Linked DNA regions of Homo sapiens: region 2 is linked to region 1. A link is a loop called in an ENCODE intact Hi-C map of the cell type or tissue named here. Cell type or tissue: ascending aorta. All regions are shown on one strand. Links, peaks and the distances in the headings refer to the core of each region. The heading gives the core; the rest is flanking DNA. Region 1 overlaps PITPNM2 (phosphatidylinositol transfer protein membrane associated 2). Region 2 overlaps PITPNM2 (phosphatidylinositol transfer protein membrane associated 2).

Region 1 (15,000 bases), core at 2,444-10,443:
AGCTCTTGCCAACTCCAGGAGGCCCAGACCCAGGAGTGGCCTCCTGCTGCCGGACACGAAGAGGGAAAGAGCTGAGCTGCCCGGCCCTCTTCTTCTAACAAGCCCTCCTGGGTTGACAAAGAAAGTCTCTCCCTGCACTGGGTGACACTGGACACTGTCCCTGTCCTCTCCCGGGATGCCCCAGGCCAGGGGCTGGGATAGCCTCAGGGCCTGGCTCTCTCCATACCCAGCCCAATCAGGGGTCCTGTGCCCAAGATCCTATCAAGATGGGTGCTAAGAATCACAGAGAATGGGGACAACCTGCAGGTCCCTGCAGGACTTTGCAGACCCAGGAGGTGGCAGTTCACTGAGGTCTAGCCCCTGGCCTTGAATGGGAACCAAGCAGGTGTGAACTGGGAGTAGAGGCCACCGATCTGCTGCTCAGCCTTGGACAAGTCAGAGTACTCAGAAGCCTCGGATCCCAAATGTGAAAGAGAAAAGCGCGTCTGAGTGTGTGTGAGAATTCCTTCCTAACCGGGGAGCATATCTTCAGGGCAACTTCAGGTTAAAAATCTAAATTCAGGCCAGGCGTGGTGGTTCACGCCTGCAATCCCAGCACTTTGAGAGGCCGAGGCGGGTGGATCACCTGAGGTTGGGAGTTCAAGACCAGCCTGACCAACACGGAGAAACCCCGTCTCTACTAAAAATACAAAATTAGCTAGGCATGGTGGCACATGCCTGTAATCCCAACTACTCGGGAGGCTGAGGCAGGAGAATCGCTTGAACCCGGGAGGCAGAAGTTGCGGTGAGCCGAGATCACACCATTGCACTCCAGCCTGGGCAACAAGAGCAAAACTCTATCTCAAAAAAAAAAAAAAAAAAATTTAAATTCAAAAACAAACAAAAAGAACTTCTTCCTAACAGGAACATTCAGAAGAACTAAGGAAAGAATGTCTCTGAGGGTGCAAATGGTACCATTGGTCTCCTCACCCTACAAGTATTTACAAAGTGCCGTAGACAAGACCGCATCTGAAATCAGAGCTGGGCGGGAGGCAGGACCTGTGGTTTCTAAGTGCTCTCTCCACTTCCCCAGGCAATGGGCCTATGGACACCAAAGCTGGGGCGCCCGGCCAGAACCTGAAGCCCCAGGGCACATAGAGGCTGTAGGCTCTGGTGGTGACGGTTCATCTGAGTTACAAGCGGCTGAGCCTCCTGGGCTCCCCACCGCGACGCCCACCCCTAGTTGAGGAACAAGCCCTAGGAGGCTATGGGAAAGAAGGAGGGGGAAAGCAGAGCCATCTGGCTTGTCCTGAATTATTAACCACAGAGGAGGAGGTACAGCTAAGGCCCTGGGGGAATCAGGTGCAGCTGCTCTCAGAGTTGGAGAGGGGAACTGGAACCCTTTTGCAGATCCAAGGGATCCAGAGGTTGGAATGTGACCCTCCGTGCCAGCTGGGCCCCAAGTCCCAGGGACCCCTCCTGTACACCTGACAGGTGCTACCTCCTCTCTGGGCCACTAGGCAGCAAAAAACAAACTATGCCTTCATCCCCTGACCTTTTACTCTTCAAAGTACTTACGAACCCACGTTCTTCACTTCTTCTTTTTGGGCATTTTGTCGGAAGGATAAACCAAGGCCAGGTGAGATCAGACAATTCAGCCAAGGTTGTAGGGCTGCCAGGGAGGTGGTCAGGGTGTATACCAGGTCTCCGTCTCCAATGCCACCATGGGGTCCCCTCCCCAAGAATTCCAAGTCACCCATGGCTGAGCCATGGGAAGAACACCTGCTATGTCTCCCTCTAATTTGCCTTCTGCCTCCATCCCTTTTGATTCTGGCCCTCACCAGCACTCCCTGGGTGTCAGAGACAGCCTTCTAATTGGCCTCTATGTTTCCAGTTTGGTTCCTCTGAAATCCTCCTTCTAGAAACCATTAGAGGACATCTTCCCAATGCAGATGCAACCATGTTTGCCAGCTCCCCAGAATGTCACTGGAAGCCATCATGCCCCACCCACAGCCTCTCCAGGGCCTCTCTCACTCCACCATTCACCTGCTGTTCCCTGCTGTCATTCTTGTTGTTCCCTGTTTGCGGTCCTCAGCTCCAAAGCCCTCAAGAGCAGCACCTGCCTCTTACACCTCGGCCCCAAGCACTGCAGAAGCTGGTAACTGTTGCCTGAGGCATTTGCTCAAGGCCCCAAGCGCTGTAGAAGCTGGTAACTGTTGCCTGAGGCATTTGCTCAAGTGCTCAACCCCTGCTGGTTCTTTTGTGGAAAAAGCCCTTTCCCACGGGGTCCACCTGGAAAATTCTCGAAGTGTCTATTAAGAATCAGCTTACACAGCACTCACTCTGAGAAGCCCTCCGAGACTACTCTGGGCAAAGCTGAGTGCCCAGGTGCATTGAGAGCACCTCAGCCCCAGCTCCCACCACACCCCATTCCCATTGTCTGGGCCCAAACCATGAAGCTCAGGGCAGCACCCGCATCTGCTTCATTTCTGCATCTTCAGGGCCAAGCCCACAGCGAGGTGCTCTACAGATCTCCATAAGTACTTAGGAGAGGCACAGCTGTGGGGGCAGAGGTCAGCATCTAGGCAGGGAGAGAACCAGGCAGGGAGAAGGCCAACCAAGGATATCACAGGCTGAAGAGCCCATGTGTTTCCAGTCAGAGAGGAGGAGCTCACAAGCATGGGACCTTTTCTGGGGGCTCTTCCAAGGGCCATCTGGAGAGCAGTGAGTCAACCAGCCACCTCCTGTGTGGCTCAGCCCCTGCCCCTTTCCGTAGCAGCACTGAGCTACATAGCCTGAATTTGGTAAAAGGTCTCGGATGTGGGGCAGAGGGCCCAGAGAAGGTCAGGGAGGAACTGCCTGGGAAGCCAGATGCCCACAAGGCTCTGTGACTTCACTTCCAGGGTTCGGTCTGTACTCTCTGCAGTCAGGAGTACTGTCCCAGCTTTACCACCTTCTGGCCCTTTAGCACCTGGCCATACACACCCACTAATGCCCCCAGAAGGGTGGAGGCCCACTTCTCCCCCAGAACAAGCTTGACTGATTTGTTTTCATATCATCTGAGCTTCTCTCTTGGACAGTGGGAAGCTGGGAGCTCCACCCAGGCTGCACACAGGACTGGCTTGAGGGCCATAGAGCAGGAAATAAATGGTGAGCTTGTAGCACAGCAGGGACAAGGCAGAGCCTAAGAAAGGGCCCAGAGTCTGGTGTATGCCTGATTCTGTGGCTATGAAACATCCGGAATAGACAAATCCATAGAGCTAGGATGCAGACAGATGGTGGCCAGGAGCTGTGGGGAGGGAGGAATGGGAAGTGACTGCTTAAAAGGGACAGGGGTTCCTTTCAGGGTGATGGAAATGTTTTAGAACTAGATAAAGGTGGTGGCTGCACAATCTTGTATGCATACTATATGCCACCGAATTGTGCACTTTTAACATGTTTAAGCTTACTGAATTTCACCTAAAAAGAAACGAGGAAAGAAAGGTCAGGCAGAACTCCAAGTATCAGTTTCCTTTTTTTCTCCAAGTCCTGGCAGCGCTCCCTTTTCTGCAAGCTAGCATCCTGGCTCTTTTTATCAACCCCCAGGCCCCAAGGGCTCAGAGCACAAATCGAGGGTGAGTTTTCCATGTTGACCTTTATTTTTTTATTTTTAACCAAAGATGCTCCAGCATACTGCAGGAGAAGGAACTTGACTGGGTCACCTCCTGGTTAAAACCCTTCAAGAATTCACCTTCATTCACCAAAGCACCCTGAGCTCCTTGCCTTGGCACTGGAAGTCTTTGCACAGGCTGGTGAACTGACACCCTCACCCGTGAGGACCCAGCCCGTCTGGGTGCCATCACCTGGGTCTCCACCTCCACCGGGAAATTCTGACCTACTAAGTTGACCTAGCTCCTGACCTAACTCAAGAGCCACCTTGGCAGTAAAGCCACCCTGACCCTGTGACAGTCCCTCTGCCAAGCCCCCAGCGCCTGACACTTCCACCCAATGCTCACTCAGCAGCTCATCCTGCATGAATGCAGAGTGGCCTGGAGGGAAGTGACTGCACACAGGATATACAGACTCTCCCACCACAAATAAACAAGCGATTCTGTCAACAAAAGAGCCAGAAGAAAACTGCACTCCTATTGGAAAGGGATGAGGAGCGCAGAGGCTGCAAGGAGGGTACCAAGTCAGAGCTGGGAAGGCCCAAGGCAGGGTGGAAGGTGGAGCTCAGAGAGGGTTCCAGGGTCCCTGGGTATAGGCACGGTCCTCCTTATAGGTCACCACCTAAGGGGGCAGCAGTCCTTAAGGGTGCCAGGTTGACATAGGTGGGGTCACAAACCTCAGAAACTGAAGAACTTGCAATCCAACCCTATCATTGGGTAGATGGAAAAATTAAGGCCCAGAAAAGGGCAGACAGTTGATCTACTCATCCTTCCACCTATGCATCCCTACTCGCATCTACCCATGCATCCCTTCACCCATGCATCCACCTATCCATCTACCCATGTAGCTACCGCGCCATTCACTCATGCATGCATCCACTGATCCATCCACCCATGCATTCATCCACCCATGCATCCATCCACCCATGCATCCATCCATCATCTACATAGGGCAGGGGTGGGACTAGAGCCCAGAGCCTCTGCCTCTAAACCCAAAGGTCTTCACAACGGGTCACAGTTGACTTCTTTACACTCACGGCAGCTCTGGGAAACTTTCTGACCCCTTAATGGGTATACAGGAAGAAAGACCCTGCTAGTGGAATGGGGGAAGGGTAACAGGGCTCATGACAAGGCACGGTCTATGCAGGATGCCTGCCCTAAGGCCAATCCTCATCAACAGCTCTGTGAGGGCAGCCAACCCTAAGCCCACTCTGCAGATGAGGAAACAGGAAACAAGCTCTGGAGAGGTCTGCTGACGTGCCTACAATCCAAGGATGGTTAACCACTACAGCCATAACCCTGTCCCAGATCTCTCCACTGTCCAAGAGTAGGCCCTCTCACTGCACTATGGCACGTCAGGCATGGCTTGGGCAGGGTGGATAGGAGGCGTCCCAGTGGGCAAGAAGCTTCTCAGACCAAAGGCTTCTGAGCCAGGGTCAATGTGGTGGATGGTGGGAGTCATTGGTCATCACAAGATGATGCGTCTCACAGGAAATGGGAAAGAACTTGTACACTGGGGAGTCAGAAAAAGGGGGAAGCCTGGGGCTTTCAGGCCCTGACAAAGCTCCTGCATCCAAGGGAGCTTCTGAAGGTTGTAGGAGAAGGTGGCTGCTAGCAGGGTCCCCAAGAACAGCTGCCGACAGAGTTTGGACAAAGTTATGCCATCTCCCTATGTGCCAGTGGCTTCAGAGAGTTCTGGAGGAAAGACCCAAGAGCCGGAGCAGCTATGAGGGCTGGCTGCTGGGAAGAGATGGAGTTGGGTGCGGAGGAAGGCACAGGTGTTCTAACAAAGGGACTCTGAGAAGCAGGAACTACGGTGTAGAGGTAGGCGGTAAGTTCCTAGGGAGGCCCTGCAGCAACTGAGGGGCCCCTGCTCCTCCTCCTCCTTCTCCCTGCCAAGTAGAGCAGCCTGGCTTGCATCTGTCTGCTCCCCTCCGGTGCACCTGGGACCCTGATGCTTGCTGCTTCCCATTTCAACAAATCCAGGGAGACAGGTTCCTGAGTCCCCAGACTCCCTCCCAGACAGGCAGCCAGGTGGAAGGGAAAGTTTGGGGTCCAGCGCCTGCACTTCTCATCTCTCCGTCCTTAGATCTGATACTTGCAACTGAGCCTTGGTTTACTCATCTGTAAAGGGAGGTGGTAATACGTCCAGTGAGGGGGTAGAACACTATGCCTGGCAACCAAGATGTGTTCTGTCACCCACAGGAATACTAAAAATATCTAACCCCTGGGCACTGCTGCTGGCTGTGGGGCTGGGGGAATCCTGGAGGTGCCTGTGGACAGCATTGCCCACTTAGCTCCAGAAATCCCAGGGAAGGGACAATAAGGGGGACGGGGCAGGGGCAGAGGCTATTTACCAGCAAAAAAAAGTACAGCACTCTTGCTCTTGGGGCTAGATGTATCTAGGATTTCAGAATATCCTGAACTTTAGACAGGTAAAGCTGCATATCTCAGCAGCATCCAATAAACAAATACATTGAACTCTCTGCAGTGAAAGACATGAATATAGAATACATAAAGACTATAAATAGCCTCACTTGGACTATAAATAGCCTCACCTCAGTTCAGGAAAAATTTTGCTGCCAAATGAGTTACAAAAAAGTGTCTGGTTTTCAGTGTGCTGGATTTTGGAATTGAGGATAAGGAATTGTGGATCTGCACATCAATGTTTTCACCACATATCTGTGTGAACCAACTGCATATCACCCCTGCTTCACCCCACTACCAATGCAGGACAGATGAGGGGTGACATGTGCTCTGCCTCTAAAACTCACCAGGCCCTGTGACCTTGGGGAACACAGTCCAAAGAGATGAGTCACACACGAAAGCAAATGTGCACACACACACAAACAGCAATGCCTATAAATATATTCATAACACAGGCCTGCGGGCACATAGGTCCACAAGGACGCAGAGCCCAGCTCTGCTGACGGAACCTGTGTTGCCCCAGGGCCCGCTGACCCCTGCTCAGGGCAAGGCCTGTGTTTCCAGGCCTGTGACTGGGCAAGCAAGGGTAGGCAGGAATGAGGAACACGGCAGGGCTTGGTGGTTGAGAGCTTCCTCATCTCTGCAGTGTGGAGAAGGGGCAGGTATGCCAGGCAGACCTGGCTCTGGTACCAGCACTGCCACTGCCCAGCCGGTGGCCTTAGATAGGTGGCCTTGGGCAGGTGGCCTGCGCCCCTGGCTGGGCTGCATTTCTTCACCTGCAAAGTCTGAGTGAAACAGGCCTCTTGGGCTTGGTGAGAGGCACACAGGAGCCCCCAGGGCTTGGCACACAGCTGGTGCTTAGGAAGTGCTTGCTGACTCTGTTCTGTGACGTTGCTTAAATGCATAATATTTAAAAGAGGGGGCTAAAATAAGTGGCCCCTTCAGTCCCAGAAGCGTCTCCCTCTCCCCCAGGGCTCTCTTTGGAGGCAGAGCCCCTTGTGGGTCTCTGTCCTACACCAGGGCTCTCTGGTCAGAATGCAGATGAGACCTACTGGATGCTCTGGCTGCCAAGAGCAGCCCCCACGAGACCAGGCTCCAGGTCTGGAAGGAAAAGCCTAGAGCAGGGACCCCTGGAGGAGGGGTCACAGCATTGCAGGCAGAACTCAGGCTTTGACATCAGAATGGTGCTCTGATCACACAGCTCCACCCCTCACTTGGTCTTAAGGAAGTTACTTAAACTCTCTGAGCCTCAGTTCTTCATTTTATAGGTGAAGGTATGTGGACCTTCATTTTATAGGTATGTGGACCTAGTCCAATACCACACACACCTCATAGGGTAGTAAGGGGAATAAATTAACAGACAATCAATGTAAAGCACCCAGCACACAACACCCAAGCAACAGCAGCAGCCGCTATTATTACTATAATGATGATGGTGATGGTGATGGTGATGCTGGGGATCAGCCCTGCTAAAGAACTGTGTCCCCACACTCAAAACAGTCAGGACTAGGGGAAACAAATCATTGATATCATTTTGTCACTATGCATTATTGCCAGCCTTCCCAGGGTTGGGGCCGTTGCTCACTGTTTCGACCCTCCCAGCAACGCTGCCAGCAGGCAGACAGACGCACTCTCCCCACTCCAAATTGGAAAATGGAAACCAAGAGAGCGACAGGGACTTGGTCAAGGTCATCGGGCAAGTCAGTAGCAGGGAAGGGATGAGAACTCCTCATTCTGGGCCCAGGGTGACACCAAACCGATCCCAACCAGCACCCCAAGGCCTGCAGCCCACAGGAGGCTCTCAGCCACCACGGGGCACAGGTATGTGCAGGAGCATCAAGACCTGGGCTGGGGGTGGCACAGGGCAGGGGAGCTGAGGGGAGTAGGGAACCAAGACATCTTTCAACTGGCCCAAGCCCATCGCGCACAGTCTGGCTCCTCTATCTTTGGCGGGGAGCCTGGGGCTATTTCGGGAAGCTCTGCGCACAGCCCGCCACTTCCCTGCCAGGCTGACTGGGTCAAAAACAAAACGAGCCCAGCAACACCCCTGTGTCAACAGGGTGGGAAGTGAGGAGGCACTGAACAGCCCCAAATACAACAGCAGGAACAGGAGAAAATCAGGGAAGGTTGTGGGGGTAAGCACATCACCCTCACCCTGCAAAAAAAAGCTAGTGGGAAACAAACAACACAATGAATCAGATGCAGCAGGACACAGGGAGTGACTAGCTCTGGGGCCAGACCACGTTCACATTCAAGCCTTGTCTTTGAGCAAGTCCTTTACCTGCTCCAGGCCTCAGTGTACCCATTTGTGGACCACCACCCACCTTGGAGGGTTGAGTGGGATTAAATGAGGTGACAGTGAGGCACTGGGCACCTGAGATGTCCTCAGCCTGGGCCTGCCATGCCCTGCTCACCCTTCAGAGCCTTGCTCAGAGTCTCCCATTGGGACAGCTGAGCTACAGCCCCCATTCTGCAGGCACTTGCCACCCACAGCCGCTGGAGGCCCCTGGACGGCTGCACAAGGCCCTGTCCATCCTTGTGCAACTGCAGTGCTGAGCCTGGAGCAGCTGCCTCATCGGTCTGTGAGGTCAAGCTCAAGGGGCCACCCAGAAGGCTTTCCGAGAGCATCCAAAAAACCAGAAGAAAGGGTGAAGAGGTCCCCGATGGCATCCAGGGTTCCCCCATAGCCCTCCAGTCACTGTCATGGGGCAGGCAGCAGGACTCAGCTCATCTCTAGCTGCTGCTTTGCAGGGGCAGCATGAGAGCCACCTGGTGCCAGGGACAGCGCACAGGGCTCTGCCCAGAGCAGGTGCACAGCAGACACTGGAGACGGAGTCAATGGGGAACCAACGGGGCTGGCAGGAGAGGCAGGAGGATGCAAGACAGGAACAACCATTTATGGGGCATTTCCAAGGCACCAGGCTCTGTGGGAGCAGCTGACACACCTTGTCCCAGCAGATTATGTCTTTTTGACAGGTAAAAGCAAGGGGCCCAGAAAAGGGAAAGGATTTTGGCAAGTTGGTGTGAGACTTGCAGGAGGCCAGCAAGCTCAGAAGGGCTGTTCATTTTAAATGATTAATTGTATGTAAAGCCTGTGGGTGTGAGGATGAGGAGGCAGCTCCCCAACAGGCACCCTGGGCTGGCCTGGGAGCCTTAGGGGACATCATCCCCAAGGTGGTCTGTTGGTTCTCTCACAGCAGGAGGATGGGAAGGAATGGATGGTGGTCAGGCAGCCACAGGGGCACTGGTACTGGCAACACTCAGCACTTCCTGCATTCAGGGGCACCCTCTGTCATCCTGGACAGCAGAGACTTCTAGAAGTCAGATGCAGGAAGTGCTTCCCAGAGCAAGATTGTCTTTCATTAACTGCTGGAGACGTGGGGCAGAGACTCACCCAAGGTCTGCAGCAGGCCTAAGCCTTGTCCCTTGTTGTATCCAGCCCTGTATGCGTTTGTGTGCGTGTGTGTAGACAAATGTCACCTTCACAGCTGAGGTGTCAGTGTGTCTCATCTGCGATGGGCCAGGGGAAGGAGATGAAAGCTCTTGCAGGTGCCATGTGTTGAAATGGCCACTCCACCATGTGCCCAGTGATGTATCCGAGAGGAGCTCAGGGAGCCAGGGCTGGATGCAGGCAGACAGCCTGGCCAGGAAGGAGGCCAAGTGTCAAGATCGAGCAAGGGGAGGGCCTGACGAGGGGTAGAGAAGACCAAGCTGGGAAACACACGGAGTGGGCTGGTGCAGGCAGGGGCAGAGGGTGAGGGGCCGTCACTGTAGATGCCCTGAAGACTGAGCATTGTGGGTACTCCCCACAACCCACAAACTCATGAGCCAGCCAGGAGCAAGAGCAGGGGTCTGGCTATGTATGCCACCATCATCTCCACTGCCTTTGTGGAGTGAGTCCGTGACCTCACCCCACAGCTGTTGGGGGTGGGGGCATGAACCTCTGAGACAAGCACAGACTGAGAGCTGGGAGACAGACAGACTCCTCTCTGCAATGCCCATCCTGTGAGAGGGGCTTAACCACCCCCTGGGATGGGCTACAAGGTACTGCTATTAGAGAAAGTTCCTATACTGAACAGTTTGCCCCACTGGGACTCAACCTGGGGTCTTGATTGACTTTTTGGAGCCACATGCAGCCTTTCTCCTCCAGGACACCTTAAAATACGTGTCTGACTAGTACACCCTCTCCACAGTGGCTGCCTACTGGACCCCCTCGGCTGCTCTGGGCTCTCTGATTCTACTCGTGGAGGCAAAGTCGCCCTTGCTGATGACAGGGCCTGAGGCTGCTAAAAGCCCTGGGTGTGTTTCCTGGGACCCGCTGCCAGGCCACACTCCCCGGCCAGTGCAGTAGGTTTGCCCTTTATCTGGTGACATTCTGCCTGCTGGGTGCAAGGGGTTGAATAGTGCAGCCCCCTCCCCAAATTCACATCTAACTAGAGCCTCAGAATGTGACCTTATTTGGAAATAGGGTATTTGTGGATATGATTAGTGAAGGATTTCTAGATGAAATCATACTGGATTGAGGATGGGCTCAAAACCCAATGACTGGTGTTCTTATAAGAAGAGGAGAGAGTCTACAGCCATGGCCATGCATGGTGGCTCATGCCTGTAATCCCAGCACTTTGGGAACCAAGGTGGGTGGAACACCTGAGGTCAGGAGTTCGAGACCAGCATGGGCAACATGGTGAAACCCCGTCTCTACCAAAAATACAAAAATTAGCTGGACATGGTGGCACATGCTTGTAATCCCAGCTACTCAGGAGGCTGAGGCAGGAGAATCGCTTGAACCCAGGAGGCAGAGGTTGCAGTGAGCCAAGATTGTGCCACTGCACTCCAGCCTGGGAGACAAGGGTGAAACTCCATCACACACACACACACACACACACACACACACACACACACACACACGCAAAAGAAGAAGAGGAGAGGACACAGGAGACACAGGAGAAGGCCATGTGAAGGCAGAGGCAGAGACTGCAGTGATGCAGCCACAAGCCAAGGAACACTTGGGGCCACCAGAAGCTGCAAGAGGCAAGGAAGGATTCTCCTTGGAGCTTTCAGAGGGAGTGTGGTCCTGCTGACAGCTTGATCTGAGACTTCTGGCCTCCAGAACTGTGAGAGAATAAATTTCTGCTGTTTAGGCCATGCAGTTTGTGGTCATTTGTGACGGCAGCCCCAGGAAACTAGTACATTGGGTTTGTGGCATTGGGAAACAGGACACACTCTGAGCTGACCACATATAGGTCAGCTAGTGTCTCCTGCTCCGGGCACCCTGCAGGAGAACAGCCAATGGGTCTCTTGGCTGGAAGGGTGACACTAGCATCTGGGCAGGACTGAGGCAGCCTGTCACCAGGCTGTTAGCAGGGCTGCAGCCCAATTAGCTCAGGGCATGCGAGGAGCCAACGGTGAGAAACCCGTCTGCATCCAGGCTCTTAAGACACTTGAGGGGAAGTAGTCATGTGGCCCAAAGTGCACTGGCCTCCCCCTGCCCAGCCTCCCCACTTTCTCCACCTCCCCACATGGTACCTGAACAGCTTTTTCTAGGCCCCCATGTCAGGTCAGGCCAGCTCAGCTTTGCTAAAAATCCACGGGCACGGCCGGGCACGGTGGCTCACGCCTGTAATCCCAGCACTTTGGGAGGCCAAGGTGGGCGGATCACAAAGTCAGGAGATCGAGAACATCCTGGCTAACACGGTGAAACCCCGTCTCTACTAAAAATACAAAAAATTAGCCGGGTGAGGTGGCTACTTGGGAGGCTGAGGCAGGAGAATGGCGTGAACCTGGGAGGCGGAGCTTGCAGTGAGCCAAGATTGCCCCACTGCACTCCAGCCTGGGCGACAGAGCGAGACTCCATCTCCAAAAAATAATAAATAAATAAATAAATAAATAAATAAATAAATAAATAAATAAAAATAATCCTTGGGCACACCAGCCCTAAGCAGACAGCCTTAAGAACTAACGCAGGGACTGCAGGTCTTTCTAATCAGAAATGCTTGAAGCGAGATCTGAGAAATACTTAACAGCCCCCTAACCCCAAGGGGCTCAGCATCCCCTACCTGTCTCCACTTTTGGAGACCCTCCCATAATGGGGAGCTGAGGGAGTTGGCCAAGACTTTTGGAAGCTTTAGGACTATGACCAAGGGTTTCTCTGAGATTCTGCAGAGTTTGGAATCTCAGAGAGCTCCAGCACTTACGAACCCCAGGCACCTCCACCACCCCAACACCATAGGCTCTGCCCACTTCAAGGGACATGGTCAGGACAACTGTAGGATTGATAATGTCAGAGCCAAGATGGTTAAGTCCAGCTTTTCTCAAACTGAAGTACAGGGATGAGCTGCTTTAGAAACACCCAGTGAGCTTGTTTAAAATGTAGATTCCAGGGCCAGGTACAGTGGCTCACACCCTTAATCCCAGCACTTTGGAAAGCTGAGGTGGGAGGATTGCTTGAGACCAGGAGTTTGAGACTAGCCTGGGCAATATGGTGAGACCCCATCTATACAAAAAAATTAAAAATTAGCCAGAAGTGGTGGATTGTGCCTGTAGAACCAGCTACTCAGGGGACTGAGGCAGGAGGATGACTTGAGCCCAGGAGGCTGCAGTGAGCTATGATTGCACCACTGCACTCCAGCCTGGACAACAGAGTAAGACCTACTCTCTAAAAAAAAAAAAAAGGAAAAAAATGCAGATTCCTATGCGCTGCTCCCAGACCTGCTAAATCAGAACCTCTGTGTGAGAGGCCTCAGAACCTGCGTTTTAAACACATCTCCTGAGGTTATCAGGAAGCCCTCCAGAGAATGAAACACGGGGCCTGGTACAATCTCCCCTGCAGACAGATGGAGAGACTGGAGACAGGACAGGGATTGCTGCAGGCCACGCAGCAAAGAAAAGGCCAGAGTCCACACCTCTCCTGGGCTTGCTGGGGTCCCTATAGGCCTGGAATCAGATGGCCAGAGTCCTCTGTGCTCAAAGAGCCCTTCCCCCAGGTGAAGCTTCCTCGCCTTCCAGGCCCCCTGGAAGCCTTCCCAAGCCCCGTGGGCCGAGTCAGCACCCCGGGCACCTTGCGCCCACTTTCCTTTTGGCATTTATCAGACTGCACTGTAGCCACATGTTTGCCTTGGAGCTCAGGGCCCGAGCCTTGTTCAAAGTTGTGTCCCCAGGGCTCGGCCACAGCAGTTGCTTAATAAAGGTAGGTACCCAGCAAATATTTGTTAGATAAAAGATTTTAATTCCAAACTCTGTCCCAGAACAGTTGTCTGACCTTGGGCAGGTGACCCAACTTCCAGGCCCCTTCCTGGAACAGATTCTGGTCATCTGCCCTGACCGTTTCCCAAGGTGACAGTGAAAAGCCAGATGCAATGCACTCAGGAAGCTGCCCAGCAGTGGGGCTCTGCACCCGGTGCTCATATGACAAGCAGGGGCTCACTGAGTGACTGGCAAGGAGCTAAGAGTCCCCAGGTTGGCAAGACCCAGCCAGGAGAGTCTGCTGATAAGATACAGCCCAGGGACAGACGAGTCCAGAGGTTCTACTAGCCTTGAGCCTGGGGCAAGAGGTCGCCATGCCCTGGCCCCTAGCCCAGCTCTCTTCACTGCTCTTGGGGCTTAAATCATGCCCTAAGCCCATGTCCACTGTGGGGAGCAGGGACTGGGCCCTGAAAGCTATCAGACTGCAAACAGAAGATCACATCAAGTGGTGGTAACAAGGGCCTGGGAGCTGAAGCAGGTCCCTGGCCTGTGTGGGCCTTAGTGTCCCAGCTATAGTGAAGGGGTTTGAGCTGGACCGTATCCAAGGGCCCCAGGACCGTGTGGGCAATGGCACCGCTGTCACAGCTGCTGTCATCAGCACCCTCAGGGCCTCATGGCAGGCATTCATGTTGGTGTGGGCATCAGGGAAGGTCTGCTCCTCTGGACAGAGGCCTCCTAGAACACCCAGGCCGGGCAGCCCAGAGGAACATGACACACGCTGAGTCTGGGAAGCAGGCGATGTCCCCCCTCCCAGCTCCACTGGCTGCCCTGAGGAGCAGAGCTGCCCATGGGATGGGCTCCCTATGAGACAGGATGCTCCTCGGTGTGCCACTTCCTCAAGCCAGGCAGTAACAGCTTACACAGGCCAGGCCTCTTCCAAGGAGGAGCTGGGGAGCTTAGGCCTGCCCCCCATGCCTTCTAAATAACCCCACAGGACCAACCGGTTCTTCAGACCAGGCTAGTTGTGGGGGCAGCCCTAAGGGCCCCACATCAACATGCCCCTTCGCGCATCTGCCCAACTCAGAGAATGCCGTGACGTGTGACTCATGTTGGGGCCACATGGAAGGGATGTCACCGAGTCACCAGGTCAGCCCTTCCTAGCTGCAAACAGGGGGATGCAGGGAAGGAGGCCAGCAGAGAGAGGGAGTTGAACTCCGTTCTGCCTCCAGGAGCCTATCCAGCTGGCCCAGCTCAGTGTGATTCCAAGGAACTCAGGAAAGCTGCCCTGGGTCTGCCTGGCTCAGTGTCCCCATCTAGCAGGTCCGACCTGGGATCCTCGAGTGTCCACTGTTGCTTGGGAGGGAGCAACAGGCTGAACTCTTGAGTAGGGTGGGCAGAGGGCTGCAGGCAGCAGAGGGGGACAGGCATGCCGGCTCTTCTCTAAGTTGAAGCTGCCAGCTGGTGTCTCAAGCATAACTTCCAGCCCCTGCTCTTTCTGGGTCCAGGGGAGGCCCCTCCTTGGCACTGCAGCCATATCCAAGTTTCAGCCATGAAATATGGAGCTGCTCATCTTTTCCCTGTGCTCCCCATAAGCCACACTGCTGACCACGTGTTGTGCTTCCTAGGGTGGAGGACAGCCAGAGAGAGACCCGCAGGCTGGATAACTCTGCTGCCCACCTTCCCCTGAGGGCAAGCTCAGTCCAGGGAGTGGCTCTGGGTTCAGGTGGCTGGCAGGGTACAAACGGCTCGATGATCACACCTCCTG
Region 2 (15,000 bases), core at 4,564-12,563, 52 kb after region 1:
CTTTGCTCCAGGGCATGAGGGCACTCAGCCCTCTACTTCCTCTCCATAACCTCCCCATGCTCTGGGCTCTCTGGGCAGCCTTCTAACATGCGAGACTTATCACAGACCTAAACCTCACAGGGACGGACAGGCCTGCATTCCCATGTGGGACTAGGGCTGCCTGAGAGGAGGGACTAGGAAGCAAGGCCCTCGCTGCAGGTAGGGCTCTGCTGCTGCTACGGATGGAGATAAGTCCCTTCTTCACCTGGGATGGGACTTCATCCAAGGGGCTGGAGGTGGGGATGGGGGTACAGCATGGGGAGGTGGGGACGTGCCCTGGAAAGTCTGTGTCATTGCTGCTGTGGTCTGAGGCCCTGCCCATGTCATGAGCTCTCTTTCTCCTCAGGAGACAGTGACCTTTTGAGGCCTGTCACAGAGACAATGGCAGGAAGTGCCCCTCCCTGCCTGAGCCACGGGGAGTCCGGAAGGAAGCCACTGCCTGGGCCCAGGACCCTCCCCGCTGAGCTCTTGCCCAAGGGACACTGAAGCTCATGGCAATGCCAGAAGCTCTGCTCACCAATGCCGAATGGCAAACATCTTCAACTGTGAGGGCTAAGGGCAAATATTCTCCTTGGCTGGGACCCTCCTCTTTAAGGCAGACCCCTACTGTGAAAGACAGCCAGGCAGTAGGAGACACAACCCCAGCTACCCCACCCACCACCTGCCACCCCCACCTTCTGGAAGGAAGGGCTCTGGATTCCTCCACAGCAAGGAGCTTTTCTAAAAATAAACCCTGGTCCTTGAGCCCTTTCCTTCCTCAGTCCCTTGTGGAGGAGAGAGGAGAAGGAAAGATCTCGTTCTTAGCGAACCCCAGGGAGTGTGGCCTCCCTCCACCCCATGACTCTCGCTACCAGGGCCCGGTGGTCACTATGCCACAAACTCCCAAGCAGGGTGCAGAGGCATGGAGGGGGCAACCCTAATCATCCTCACATGGGGCCTGCCATTTTCTAGGGGAGGGTTTTGGGAAAAGCAGGTGGTACCAGCTCTCTAGTCCAGGATCTGGGGGGAAAGGATGGCACCCAAAGGCAAGTCTCCCACATTACAAGGTTCCCAGGTCAACAGCAGACACAGACACTTACTGAAATATTTCAGGGAAAATGATGCCAAGAATTCTGAGGTCCAAGCAGTATGCCGTGACAGCACAGAGGGAGGAAGGAGAGGCTAATGCGGACCCAGGCCTTGCAAAGAAATTTAGAGGAAAGGAGCTGTTTGAAATGGGCTTGGAAGGTGAAACAGGAACCTGACAGGTAGAGGTGGGAAGAGGGAATTTCAGGATGCTGGAACTGCATAAGCAAAGCGCAGAGAATGTACCAGCATATAAACTAGACGCGGGCAGGGATGCCTGTCTGTTTTGTTCACAGTGGCGTCTCTGGCAACTGGAATGGTCCCTGGTGCAAACTAAGTAACAATAAATACTTTATGGACAAATGAGTGGAGCAGAACAATTCCTGAAGACATTTTAGGTCTAAGTGAAGACCTTCGGATGAGGTGAGCTGCAAGGCCATGGTCTCTGCAAAGCCACTGCACTCTGGAATGCAGTTGTTAAGAAGGAATAGAACCTCCTTCCTGTAAGAAAGGAGACAGGAGACCAAGGCTGTGTTGAAGCAGCGTCCCTCAGAGCAATGTCAGTGCTCAGGCCATGCAGGGCAGAAGAGCTCTCACCGGGCCCTGCCTCGACTTGGCAGCCAAGACCTTTGGCAACAGGACAACCACGAGGCCCCAACCCCGCAGAACCCGAGTGACCCCTGGAGAAGCTGCAAGTCAGGGCTGAGTGTTACTATGTGCCCTCCCCTACATCCACTCCCAGTAGCTGGGACACCTTGGAAAGTGAATTAAAACAAAACAGAAAAACAAAAAATACAACATAGCACTCTCTCTTCTTAGCACTTGGAGGCCTTTTCACAGCAACTGAAAAGAATGAGCAATTAGAGAAGATAACAGTCCACGGTGCCAGCCTGGAACTACGGAGCCACAGAGGCAACTTAAGAGGCCCCATCACAACGTGCCCTATCTTCCCAGCAAGGATGAGGGCACCCGGAGAAGGGAAGGGACTTACCCGAGATCAGACAGCAAGTAACAGTTGAGCCTGGGCTGAACCAAGGGCCCTGTGAGTCACAGGCCAAATTTGAAAAACCATGCCATGTGCTTCCAGGTCTAGACTCGGGGTCCAATCCCAATCCCACCACTGACTAGCTGTGCAACCTGGAGCTGATATCTGCCATCTCTGAGCCTCGGCTTCCTGTGTAAAAAGGGACCCTAACAGGCACTGCTCATGGTTACTGTGGGACTTAGCCCCATGCAGCAGGGGCTGGGTACATTAAACCTACCCCCACCAGCATCCTCACCTCAGCTTTGCTAGCTTCCCTTGATGGAACATCCATCCTCCGTGCCTCCAAAGCTGAAACTAGCCAATGAGTGAACAGGAGAAGGGTTCATCAACATTTAGGAAAAAAAGAAGGAAAAATCACTTTACCTCCTGTTCCACCCAACAAAGGCCTTGGCATGGAAAATGGGGCCAAGGCCAGGGATTGTGCCTGAGACAAAGAAATACGAAATGGAAAGAAGCTTGGGAGGCCAGGGGCTCCTGCTGCCAGCTGGGGGTGGGAGGGGAGAGACTGCTACTCCCTGGGCCATTCAATCTCTAGACCTGGCACTCCCTGAGACTCAAGACAGAGGCTCAGGCCCACCCTCCACTCAGCCTTGGCTTCTCACTGTACATCCAGAGGGATGGTGCATTAAAAACCACACTCATGCTTGTTTCTGGGCCACTGACCATGACTTGCGGGCAGCTGAGCAAGGCAGCAGCCCAGCCTCTGCTCTCTGCCAAAGCCAGCGAGTAGCCAGAGCCTGAGCTTCCCAGCCAAGGCACAGAAGAAGCATAACTCCTGCCTGTCCTCTTCCATGTACTAAGGGTAGAGCAGGCCAGGCTAAGCCTCAAGAGCAAACAGAAAAGAGCCACTCTGGGGTGCTCTATAAACAGGAGAATAGCAGCCGTTGGGGCCTCAAAGGCTGACCCAAGCAGTTTTTATCCTATTTGGAATCGAAAGCTACCAGAGGCAGAACATCGGTCTTTCGTATTTAGTGAAAAGAAGTCAATATTTGCAAAAGCGTAATCAATAAATACAATCTACCCCACATTAATCAGATAAAGTCAGGTTTATAGTGTCTTTTTAAGAGACGGGGTCTCACTGTGTTACTCAGGCTGGAGTGAAGTAGTGCGACCATGGCTTACTGCAGCCTCGAACTCCTGGGCTCAAGTGATCGTCCTACATCAGCCTCCCCAGTAGCTGGGACTATAGGCATGTGGCACCTCACCCAGTTAATTTTTTTTTTCAGAGATATGCAGTCTCACTATGTTGCCGAGGCTGTCTTGAAATCCTGGCCTCCAGTGATCCTCCTGCCTTAGCCTCCCAAAGTGCTGGGATTACAGGTGTGAGCCACTGCGCCCAACAATAGTCCGGTTTTTAGGGGAAAAGGGAAACAGCAATAAAGTCTCCGTACCCTCAAACTCCAAAGGCCAGGGTGGCCTGCAGGGCCTCAGCTCTGGGAAGTAGGGTGCTACTGCACAGGTGGACGGCCTTACCTGTGGGTCTGAGAAGGCTCCACTGATGTCCCTGTCAAAGGAGGAGAAATGGGTCCCTAGGCTCACAGAAGGTTGTTGAGGACCAGGACACACGTGCCAGCATCCTGCAGGGAGAAGCACAATGGGAGAGGAGGTGAGACACCTGGACTCTGATCACTCCACACCAATCCAACTGGGAGACCCACAATGCCGATGGACCAAGAGGATTGAACAGGGGACATCTGACTAAAGGTGTCTCCATTTTACAAAGGGACCCAGCCCAGGACGATTCAGGAAGCAAGTGTCTAACTCAGAATTGGTGACAGATACACCCCAACATTGCCCGGCACCCCTTCTACTTAGGAAAACTGCTCAGGGAGTGGGAACTGAGACCACCAGCACACACCATAAGCCATCCTATTTTCAAAGGCCCCTGGAGCTCTGTCTCAAACCTTGATTTTTCACTCATGAACCCCACTGGGATTGGAGGACTTCAGACCGCAGAGAGGAGGCTGGAAAATGAGGTAATGCAGGAAGAAGAGTGGGAGACACAGTCCGAGAGGATGGCGTCCTGATGCCGGGACAGGGGCATGGTCATATTGTGGGGTGATGCAAATGGCTTCCAGCCTTCCAGCAAGCCCCTCCAGCTGGGCAGAGTGTGATCTGACTACCCAGAGGCCAGAGACAAGCATTCAAAACAAAATGAAAAAGGTGGAGAAATGGATTTCCAAAGAGTCGCAGGTCCAACAGCCTCAGAGATGACAAAGTCTTCACAGGTACCACTGAAGCCACTACCCAACCCAGGGCTCCTACAGGGACCACAGACAAGCCGGGTAGCCCACCTCGCAGCTCAACACACATTCTTGTTTGCCTGACACACATACAAGCCTCCTGACCCTGGGCCCAGAGAGCAGGTAGCAGCCTACAGGGCTCTCCAATGACCATGACAGAGAGGCTGCTTATCTGCTGGCTATGGAAGCTGGGAGTGTTTCAGGAACTGATGCCCAATTCCAGGGCAACCCTGCTTTAGGAGCTGAGGACAGGCATGGTGGGGGTCTCCTCAGACACCAGTCCATGCCCGCTAGGGGCAAGCACAGCCCTAACAAAGGGAAATGGAATGGTGGCTGGGGATGGCAAAGTTATCAACTGCCAAGTGAACGGCCAGACAGAGGAGGGAGAGTGGAATTGGGGAGGTGTGAAGATAGCTAGCAATACACAGCAGTGGGAGGTGTGGCTGCAGGGAGCGGGCGGCTCTTCCAACCCCGCCACCGCCACCGCGTCCTGCATGCCCACCCCCGTGCAGGCTCCTCTGTGGGACTGAGGCTCCATCGCTGTCCTGCCCCAGCCCCTTGTCTCCACGGCTGCATGTACACACCCACATACACACTCAACCCCCGGAACAGATGAAACAGCCCAGGCACCCACAGCAGAGTGGATGCAGGTCCCAGCCCTCCCAGTGACCATGAGCAAGCTGGCCTTCCAGCCTTGCCTCTACATGCCACCGTAGGCCACAGTTGAGGCCAGCAACTCTGAAGTCTCCCCATGTTCGAGGTGAGGAAAGCTGTTGAGAGGGTTGAGGGTTTGCCATGGTAACGCACCCATCAATGGCGAGCCAGATTTGGTAGACCAGCCCCGCTCCAGCCCACCACAATGCTTCTCGGCGGGTGAGAAGGGCAGTGGTGACTCACACCCCACAGAATTAGATCCACAGGGGCTATGAGAAAAAAGCACTCTCAGAACGCAAAGAGAGGCACTGCAGGGAATTATGTTTCTGACTAAAAGTATTAAAAGTGAAAAAAGTGAATGCAGGGTCAGGCTAAGGAGCCAACCCAGTAGGCAGCTACTTGGGGAACAGACCTCTAGGGGCAGGGGGCTCAAAACATCCCTGGAAAGAAATTAAAATGTGCTGCTGGCTAACTCAGTTTTCCTCCAGTGACCCCTCACATAAATGGTAAACAGTGAATCTGTCCACTGCCCTAAGGGGACATGGAAAGTCACAATAAAACACAATTCCTTGCTGGGGTTTGTTGCATGTAATGTACGTTCCATACACACGTAGTCACAGTCCTGGAGGGGAGCAGGGCATCCAAGACCAAATAATACATCGTGTTGCTGTTTCCCAGGAACAAATGTCATTTCATTCCTTTAAGTTTTAAATCCAAATCTTCAATATACTTTTTTTTTTTTTTTTTTGAGATGGAGTCTTGCTCTGTCACCCAGGCTGGAGTGCAGTGGTGCTATCTCGGCTCACTGCAAGCTCCGCCTCCCGGGTTCACACCATTCTCCTGCCTCAGCCTCCTGAGTAGCTGGGACTACGGCGACTGCCACCACGCCTGGCTAATTTTTTTGTATTTTTAGTAGAGACGGGGTTTCACCATGTTAGCCAGGATGGTCTTTATCTCCTGACCTCGTGATCCGCCCACCTCAGCCTCCCAAAGTGCAGGGATTACAGGCGTGAGCCACTGCACCCAGCCTAAATCTTCAATATACTGCTTGAATGATTTGGAAAACTGCAGGGGAAAGAAAAACAAAACAAAAAGATACCTTAGGGGACAAGAACAACAGAAGTCAGAATTGCTTTCCTAAAAAATTTTCAGATCCCTGACTCTGTTTCAGTCCAAGAAAGTGAATTAGCAAGTGAATCTGTTTCTCTATATGATTCCTATTAATAGAATATCAGTCTCTCCTCATCCCCACTAAATAAATGTCAAACAAACACTTAAAGAATACCAGTTTGATGGGGTGCCAGCTACTAGCCTGCCCAGACGTCCACACGTCTCAGGCTGGCCCTTGTGGAAAGTGTAAGTTCCAAATGAGTGGGTAGTGCTGCCGAAGTTAAACACTGCTGTCTCCAGCCTCCGTTGACATGGCGACTGTGAGGCAGGTGGCTAAGGAATGGGTAGAGAGAGACCCATACGTATGGTAGGTGGAACCACGGCAAACTGTCCAGAGTGCTGACAACAGACCATGCATGGCCTTTGACTCCATCTGGAGGCATGGTTCCTAATTTTTTTCAATTTAGATATAATTCACACACCATAAAACCCGCCCTTTTAGCCAAGTGCCATGGCTCATGCTTGTAATCCCAGCACTTAGAGAGACCAAGGCAGAGGATCATTTGAGCTCAGGAGTTCAAGACAAGCCTGGGCAACATAGTGAGACCCCCCATCTTTACAAAAATTCATAAATTAGCTGGGTGTAGTGGCACATGCCTGTAATCCCAGCTACTCAGGAGGCTGAGTTGGGAGGGTAACCTGAGTCTGAGAGATCAAGGCCGCAGTGAACTGTGATCACACCACTGCACTCCAGCCTGAGTGACACAGCAAGACCATCTATAAACCCAACAAACCCCCCCACCCTTTCAAAGTATATAGGTCTACGGTTATTAGTCTACTTACAATGTTGTACAACCATCACCACTATCTGATACCAGAACATTTTCATCACCCCAAAAAGAAAACTTGTACACATAAGCAGTCACTTCCCATCCTCCCCTCCTCCCTGCCCCTGGCAACCACTAATCTTTCTGCCTCTATGGGTTTGCCTATTCTAGATACTTCACATAAATGGAATCATATAATATGTATCCTTTTGTGTCTGACATCCTTCACTTAGCATAATGTTTCTGAGGTTCACCAATGTTATAGCATTTGTGTCGGTATTTCATTTCTTGTTATGATGGAGTAATATTCCATTATATACACTACATCTTGTTTATCCATTCATCCATCGATGGACATTTGGGTTGGTTCCACCTTTTGGCTATTGTGAATAAATGCTACTGTGAACATCGCTGTACAAATTTTTGTGTGAACATTTATTTTCAATTCTTTTGGGTATACACCTAGTTATTCCTAATTTTTTAATAAGATAACATCACTTAATTTAAGACAAGTAATGCATCTGTATTTTGAAAACCTTCAAAACTCAAAAGGATAAAATGGTTAGAGGGTGAGAGTAAGTTTCTCTCTTGTCCCTGTTCCCCAGCACCCAGTTCCCTGCCCAAAGGCAAATTCCAGTTTCTGGCGAATCCTCCCAGAGACCGCCTATACATATACACCCTGCTTTATTTTAAAGACAGCTTGCATGGGAGGAACCTGGCAACTAGATCAGGCCGGAATCAGGCTGGAATCAGCCCAGTAACGCCAGGAAATGAGCACAGTCCAAGTGCCATTTCTCCCCTTTGTCCCAGTGTGCCCCTTGGAAAGCCATGTAGCCTAGAAGAGGCCACGGAACTGGGTGGCAAGAGGAGTCCTGGAGGTAGGTAGGTTCTGAAATGTGGTCCTCCATTTCCCAGCTATGAGGCCTCACTCAAGCAAGCTGCTTAACCTCTCTGGGACTTGGTTTCCCTATCTAAAAAAGAAAGTGGATACTGGTACCTAATTCATAGAATGGCTGAAGAGTCGATGAGCTAAAGAAAGCAAGTGCTTAGCACCATGCCTGGCACACAGTAAGTGCTCAGTGTTTTGCTGCCGCTGTGATTACTACCGCTGCTTCACCTCACTGAGCTGATCTTCAGCTTCCTCCTCCGGAAAATGAAGGAAGGCACCTCCCAGGCACAGTTACGGTGTAGACCCGAGATCCCTGCATGAGGGCCAGGCGTGCTACAGCCTCTGAGCAGTGGGGACTCAGGGAAAGTCAGGTGGCTGAGATGTGTCTCCAGCTCCCTGCATGCTGCTCCAGGCCCTTCTGAGGCTGGGTCTCCATCCTCTCACCCGCCCACCTCCCTGTATTCTCCCAAGAACAGCTCTGAACCCTCCACCATTACCCACCCTCCCACAGGCCAAGAGGAGGAGCTGGCATCATGGACCCCATGCCTTGGGCAGGCTGGCTGGCTGGATTTCTTATTTTATGACCCTACTCCCCCTCCCTTCCATCTTCTTCAACAAACACTGTACTCTGGAGCTGAGCTTCTCTTTCAGAAGCCCAGATTATTGGAGGCAGCAGGGAAACCCTCAGAGACGTTCAAAGTGGAGAGACCTCCAGTGAAGGTGGAAGCATTTGCAGGGCCATTAAAAGACTGTTAGGAGCGATTTTTCTCTCTGCTGGCAAGTGGCAAAAGCAGAGCCCAAAGAACAAAACCCAGACCTGGGAAAGCAGAGCAGGGGAAGAGAAACTGAACAAGCCTTGCTGAACCATGCAGAAGTTGATGGAGGGAAAAAACCCAATACGCGCCCGCACACACACACGCACACACACACATGCACACACACACACATACACACACGCATAACAAAGAGGAGAAATTCTTAGCCTGCAGCAGTTGGTAGCATTATGTAAAATCCCAAGCCCACAAAAATATCATTTGGATGATAAAAAGTTAAATTTAGCTAAGTACAGAGTGACTAATACTATGAGGGAGAGGCAGCACCCCCAGTTGCCTGGAGCTGATACAGCTGGCTTTTAGAAACTTTTGACAAGTAACCAGGGCCTTGTGCAGCACAGAATAACAGATTATGTAATAGGAGGCACCACCATCAGCAATACAAAACACAGCACAAGCGTGCAGCCTTCTCCAAGGGAGGGAACAGTTGGGTTCTGGTTTGAGTGGCTCCAGTAGGACCTTGCTTGGGCCATGGGAACCTGGATATTCCAGAGGCATCCAGGAGCACAGCCAGGCTTTGGAAGGGTTTATGTGAATGGGTCTGCAAAGATCTTTTCCCAGGGTGGTTGCCGGGGACTGTTACTTTGGTGGCCTTCAATGAGCCATGCCCTCGTGGAGTCCCCTCCCTTTTAATCTAGCCTGGCCTTGTGGCCTGTTTTAGCCAACAGTATGGGATGGAAGTAACACTGTGCCAGGTTTGTATCTCTAAGCTTAGGGAGGCCTGGCTAAGAATTGAAAGCAGGATGCAAACAGGTATTTCTGCACCAATGTTCACAGCAGCAATCTTCACAATAGCCAAAAGGTGGGCACAACCCAGGCATCCACAAACAGATGAACAGATAAACAAAATGTAGTCTATCTACATGATGGAATGTTAGCCTTAAAAAAGACAGACATTCTGGCCAGGAGTGGTGGTTCACATGTGTAGTCCCAGTGCTTCAGGAGGCCAAGGTAAGAGGATCACTTGAGGCCAGGAGTCCAAGACCAGCCTGGGCAACATAGAGAAACCCCATCTCTACAAAAAATACAAAAATTAGCCAGGAGCAGTGGCACATTCCTGCGTCTCAGCTACTCAGGAGGCCGAAGCAGGAGAATTGCTTGAGCCCAGGAGGTTGAGGCTGCAGTAAGCCATGATTATGTCACTGCACTCTAGCCTGGTGACAGGGCAAGACCTTGTTTCAAAAAAAAAAAAAAAAAAAAGCAGGAGAGGAGTGAGGAGAATGAAGTGGTGGTGGCAGCCTGGATGCTTCTGCATTTGAACTCTAGGGAAGCTGAAGCCAGGTAAGAAGCCAACCACTTGTACCTTGCCCAACGGGTGATGAGGAGGGGAACGGATGTTCCAGCCAGCAGCCCTAGCAGATACAGCCAAGCACCAGTACCATCTCACCAGCCACAGGAGTGCAGCCAGCCACCTTGTCAATGGGTCCCCCACCCCAAGTAGTCAAGTTGTTCCAGCTGACACCAGTGGCACAGGGATGAGCTAACCTTACCACTGGGCCCTGCCCAAATTGCCACACTGTGAGCAAATAAATAAAATGGCATTTTGCATCACTATGTTTGGACGTACTCTGTTAAGCAGCAATAGGTAACTGATGGTGGCCAAGCTCTCTAGCGGGTTTGCAGGAAGTTCTACTTCCATCATAAGACTCATGAAGACCTTTTGTATCCTCACATATGAGAGTTGCTGAGAGACGTTAGTGCTTAAATGAGTCTTAGGAAGAGAGTAGTCTTCCACTCCCAATATCCCAATGGAGTGAATGCTGAAATGAAGCCGGTGCTGAGTTTCAAACAGCGGTCGTGAGGCTGGGGAATTTCTCCAGTGATCCTACGGAGTAAGCTGGCCATCAGATGATCAACTCAAGCTGTCACTTAATTACACGACTCTCTATCTGTGCAGAGCAGGGGTTTGCACACTGTGGACAGAGATATGGATGGGATTCCCTGAGTGCAGTGAAGTGATCATTGGCATGGGATTGAGACCAGAGTTCTGGCTGCTGACTCTGGGTAAGTCAGCTCGGCTCACTGGGCCTCTGTTTCCCCATCTGTAGAGTGAGGAGGCTGGGCTTCATGACCTCTGAAAGGGTTCTCAGTTCAGCTCCAACATTCTACAATCCTATGATTTGGACAGAAGGGAATACTGACCTGTAATCCAAAGCCCTGCATCAAGTCCAATGACTTGCATCTAGGTTTGCAAGGCAGACAGAAGTGCTCACTGGGCTCCTCAGACGTGTGCCCCTGGAGCCCTGCTCTGCTCTCTGTGCCCTTCATGGATTTGTTCATTCATTGTTCAATATCTCACTATGACAGACTCTGGCATGGTCCAATTTCCTCTCCCTAAATCATATGTTTAGCCCCCTGGACTCTAGGTGAGGCTACGGGACTAGTTATATGAGTAGGGGAGGTCCACCACTTCAAAGCCTGGCCCCCAGAATGCCCCATGCAATCTCCTATGCTCCCTCTTTCTCTGCTTACCAGCCAGCTGACTGCACAGATTCACTGGAGAACTCCAGGGGAGCCCCAAGGGATGGGAGAGCCACAGTGTGAAAGGATCCTGGGTCCCCAATTCACCACATGGAGGCCACTCACAGAGCATGCAATTCAACTAAGACAAGAGTGGGGATAAGCCTTTATTGTGATAAGCCACTGAGACTAGAGAATTGTCTAGCAGTTAGCATTACTTAACTAATACATTCACCAAATTGATACTAATTGTCAGATATGTAGGAGATACACAGGAGAATTAGGCTGAGGTCTAATCTTAGCCTTCTTAGAACTACCAGTCTAGGTGACAGTTCAGGGAGATTGGATACAGACCAGTTCTGTACTCTGCGATCATGATGGGAACCTGCTCAAGCTCTATCCATACTGCCTGCTTCCAAAAACCTTACAACATAGGCTCACCACATTTTCCCACCAAACATGAGATGAGCAAAGAAAGAAAGCAACCAAACAGGAGGGAGAAAATCTCTATCAAGGCTCTAAATTGAGAACAATCTAAAAGCAAATGAGTAAAATCTTAGCTGTGTGCTTCCTGGTAGGCAAAGCAAAGAGGGAAATATGCTGGGTCACAAAGCTCTTCCCAATAGTGGAAAACATTAGTTCATGATGAGAAACAGACATTGTGCTTGGGAAGAGTTCTGAGGGGAATGTCCACGGGGCCAGTGTGTGAGGGAATTTGTGCCTGGGAGGAGGAAGCAAGAGGAAACCAAGCTAGCCTGGAAAGCTGTCAGCCTCCAGGGTGTACGGACAGCTTTGCAGCCCCGCCTGCGGCCTGACTGGCTCTTAACGGAGAGCTCCTCAGAGTAATTCTTCATCCTCGTTAATGTCAACACGGCAGCACCATGATAATGATGGAAAATATTTACATACCATACCACTGATGGGTTGTTTAGACCATCTGGCTACTGGACATGGTAAGTATTGTCGAACACATGGCCCTTCCGCAAATACTGTGCCTTAGTGCTGATGGAGGCCAGGCTGCAGGGACGTGAAACAGTGTCACTCGGCTGTGTCCGTGTGGCCTGTGTCCACTGTCAGCTTTAGTCACCTGCAGGTCAGGGGCAGAGATCTCCAGCTCCCACTCCCAGATGTATCTGGGCTCAGCGTTGATGACAATAGCCTAACTATTCCCTTTACCAAGGGCCTCTTCAGGACTCAAGTGATCCAACAAGACTTAACGCAGCAAGACAGCTCTGATTCTGTGGCCACCTGGGGGATTTCTCCAATGATCTCCTGGGACTGCTGAGAATGCTCAGAGGAAAATTCAGCACAGTTCATTTGTGTTTGAAGCAGCTTCTGCCTAAGCTTTGTCATGCTCGGGAGGTAGGGACAAGGATTAGGTAGCACAACTAAAGGCTGTGCTCTATCTAGAAGCATAGAGGATGGTGATTTTTTTTTTTTTTTTTTTTGAGACAGAGTCTTGCTCTGTCACCCAGGCTGGAGTGCAGTGGAACCATCTTGGCTCACTGCAAGCTCCGCCTCCCAGCTTCACAACATTCTCCTGCCTCAGCCTCCCAAATAGCTGGGACTACAGGCACCCGCCACCACGCCTGGCTAATTTTTTGTATTTTTTAGTAGAGACAGGGTTTCACCGTGTTGGCCAGGATGGTCTTGATCTCCTGACCTCGTGATCCGCCCGCCTCGGCCTCCCAAAGTGCTGGGATTACAGGCGTGAGCCACCGCGCCTGGCTGAGGATGTGATCTTAATCACACCTAAATGAAAATTTCTTCGTTCCATCCATGTGGCTCCATGAGTACTAATATCAGGCTGAATACAGAGGCTTTTTTTCTGGGTCAATGCTAAATATTTCTTCTTTTTCTTTTCTTTCTTTTTTTTTTTTTGAGTTTGGGGTGTTGAGTGGCTTGTTTTATTATTATTTTCTTAATTTTAGTAAGCAAGAAAAAGTTCTGTTGGGAGCCCGTTCAAAAGTAGCAATTTTCTTAATGGGAAGCATACGCTTGCCACCCACGTGAGGAGGCTGTGTCAGCTCAGCAACCATACTGCCCTGTGAGTATGGTGAAGTCGTGTTACCTACTTGACAACCAGTGAGTCAAAGGGAAACTCATCACAGGTGCCTGTATGGCCTGCCGGGGTTTTGCTGCATAGCCGACAAGGGCTTTCTGAGGGCACACCTGCAGCAAAGGCCTGGCTTTGGTTTTGTCAAATATGAACCCGCAGATTTAAGGTCACCTTATAACTAACACCCTCTAAGATTTAAAATGCCCCAACCAGAGCATTCAGGACCTGAGTTCACGGACTGGGTTCAAGAGCCAGTTTTGACTCCAACTGGCTGTGAGCTTCGACGGCCCCTCACCTCCTGGAATCTGTGTTTTGGCTGTGAAAGGAGGGGTAAGACAACAGGTGTCTAAGCAGCATTCTGGTCTAATAGTCACAGGTTGGCTGGGAGGCACTGGCCCAGGGCAGCAGCCTCCTTGTCAAGAGTGCCATAGGAGTTCCTTGGTCTTCTATAGGACTAGTGCCTTTCTCTCTGCAAGTAGAGTGATGACCACAGACCTCTCATATGGAGAGTGGATCATGGAAGAGTCAGAGCCCTCAGCCAGATGTGGCATAAAGCTAATTCACTGTCAGTCACACCCTGGCCAGTGAGAGTGAGCTCACATCCACATCCTCTAAAGGCACTGAGATGTAGTGGCACATGTTTCCTGAGAGTAATTACAGTCTGGGATGATGACCTTTGCTGGTACAACACCTAGCACCTTAGGGCAGGATGGCTGTGCAGAGGCCACACAATACCTCTGCAAAGCTCCTCCCTGCTGGTCAGACACCACAGCCCCAGCAGGGACAACCTCTCTGAGCACCTACTCTGAGCCACCATGTCATTCTAAACAAACATCTGCTCTGCTCACCTGCTCTTTTTGCAAAAGTTATCTGAGCCCCTGGGGAAAATGGAAAAGCATAACGAAGACCACACCCAGATCACTGGGTGCTTCACTTGAACCAGCCTCCAAAACATCCGGCAGCAGGCCAGAGACACACTTCTTGTTTAAACACAGAGAAATGAGACAGCCCCAGGTCTCCCAAGTTAGAGAATAGAATCTTCTCAGAACACACAGCTGCTGCAGGCCCAGCCCAGGCTCCTTCTCTGGGGAGCTGACTCTGGCTCCAGCCCTCAGAGGCCTCTCTGCTGACTCCCAAACCCCAGTGAGCAGGTCAGCGCCAGGCCTGGCCAAGCTCTCACCGGTTCAAGGAGAAATGAGAACATGGCTAATGGGCCAAGCTGTTCAAAGAGCTCCAGTTTGGTGGGGTATGGTGGCACACACCTGCGATCCCAACACTTTACGAGGCCGAGATAGAAGGATCTCTTGAACTCAGGAGTTTGAGGCTGCAGTAGGACATGATCATGCCCTCCAGCCTGGGCAACAGAACAAGACCGTGTGTCAAAACAAACAAACAAAAATCAAAAAGCTCCACTTAGTTTCTTTATTCTTAGATCTTTCCTACTTCTTAGTGTTCCTTTTGTTCATGAGATGATAGCTACAGTGAATTATACCTTTTTTTGTGTTTGTGGTTAAATACGCATAACATAACAATTACCATAATAACTTTTTTATTTTTATTTTATTTTATTTGTTTTTTGAGACAGGGTCTCACTCTGTCATCCAGGCTGGAGTGCAGGGGCATGATTACAGCTCATTGCAACCTTGAATTCCTGGCTCAAACAAACCTCCTGCCTCAGCCTCCTGAGTAGGTGGGACTACAGGCACGCACCACTACATCTGACTTTAACATAATTTTTTTTTAGTAGAGGAAAGGTCTATGTTGTCCAGGGTGGTC

Evidence for each region. A loop is a pair of places that touch in the nucleus more often than their neighbours do. Peaks named below come from ENCODE experiments on the same cell type or tissue, not always from the same donor. Only the 100,000 strongest peaks of a DNase experiment are listed, where the experiment ranks them.
Region 2: it touches region 1 in a loop (3-fold over the local background); 14 of 110 quality-filtered maps call a loop at or near these places.

What each region holds. Positions count from the first base shown.
Region 1 is chr12:123,056,538-123,071,537 of GRCh38, forward strand. The region is part of intron 2 of PITPNM2 (phosphatidylinositol transfer protein membrane associated 2); the gene reads right to left. Among named protein-coding and RNA genes, the nearest start is that of PITPNM2-AS1, 17 kb to the right of the region's middle. RefSeq lists enhancers at 1,957-2,458, 8,284-9,146, 9,305-9,806, 13,782-14,654. In ascending aorta, for the core only: a CTCF peak has its summit at 7,180; DNase peaks (open chromatin) are centred at 6,537 and 8,024; H3K27ac peaks cover 4,904 bases.
Region 2 is chr12:123,106,763-123,121,762 of GRCh38, forward strand. It overlaps PITPNM2 (phosphatidylinositol transfer protein membrane associated 2), which reads right to left. Exons shown (of 26, transcript NM_020845.3): 2 at 3,623-3,726. Among named protein-coding and RNA genes, the nearest start is that of PITPNM2-AS1, 33 kb to the left of the region's middle. RefSeq lists enhancers at 373-582, 421-1,161, 11,664-12,477, 12,478-13,291. In ascending aorta, for the core only: no CTCF peak of the experiment used is centred there; a DNase peak (open chromatin) is centred at 8,929; H3K4me3 peaks cover 442 bases; H3K27ac peaks cover 2,082 bases.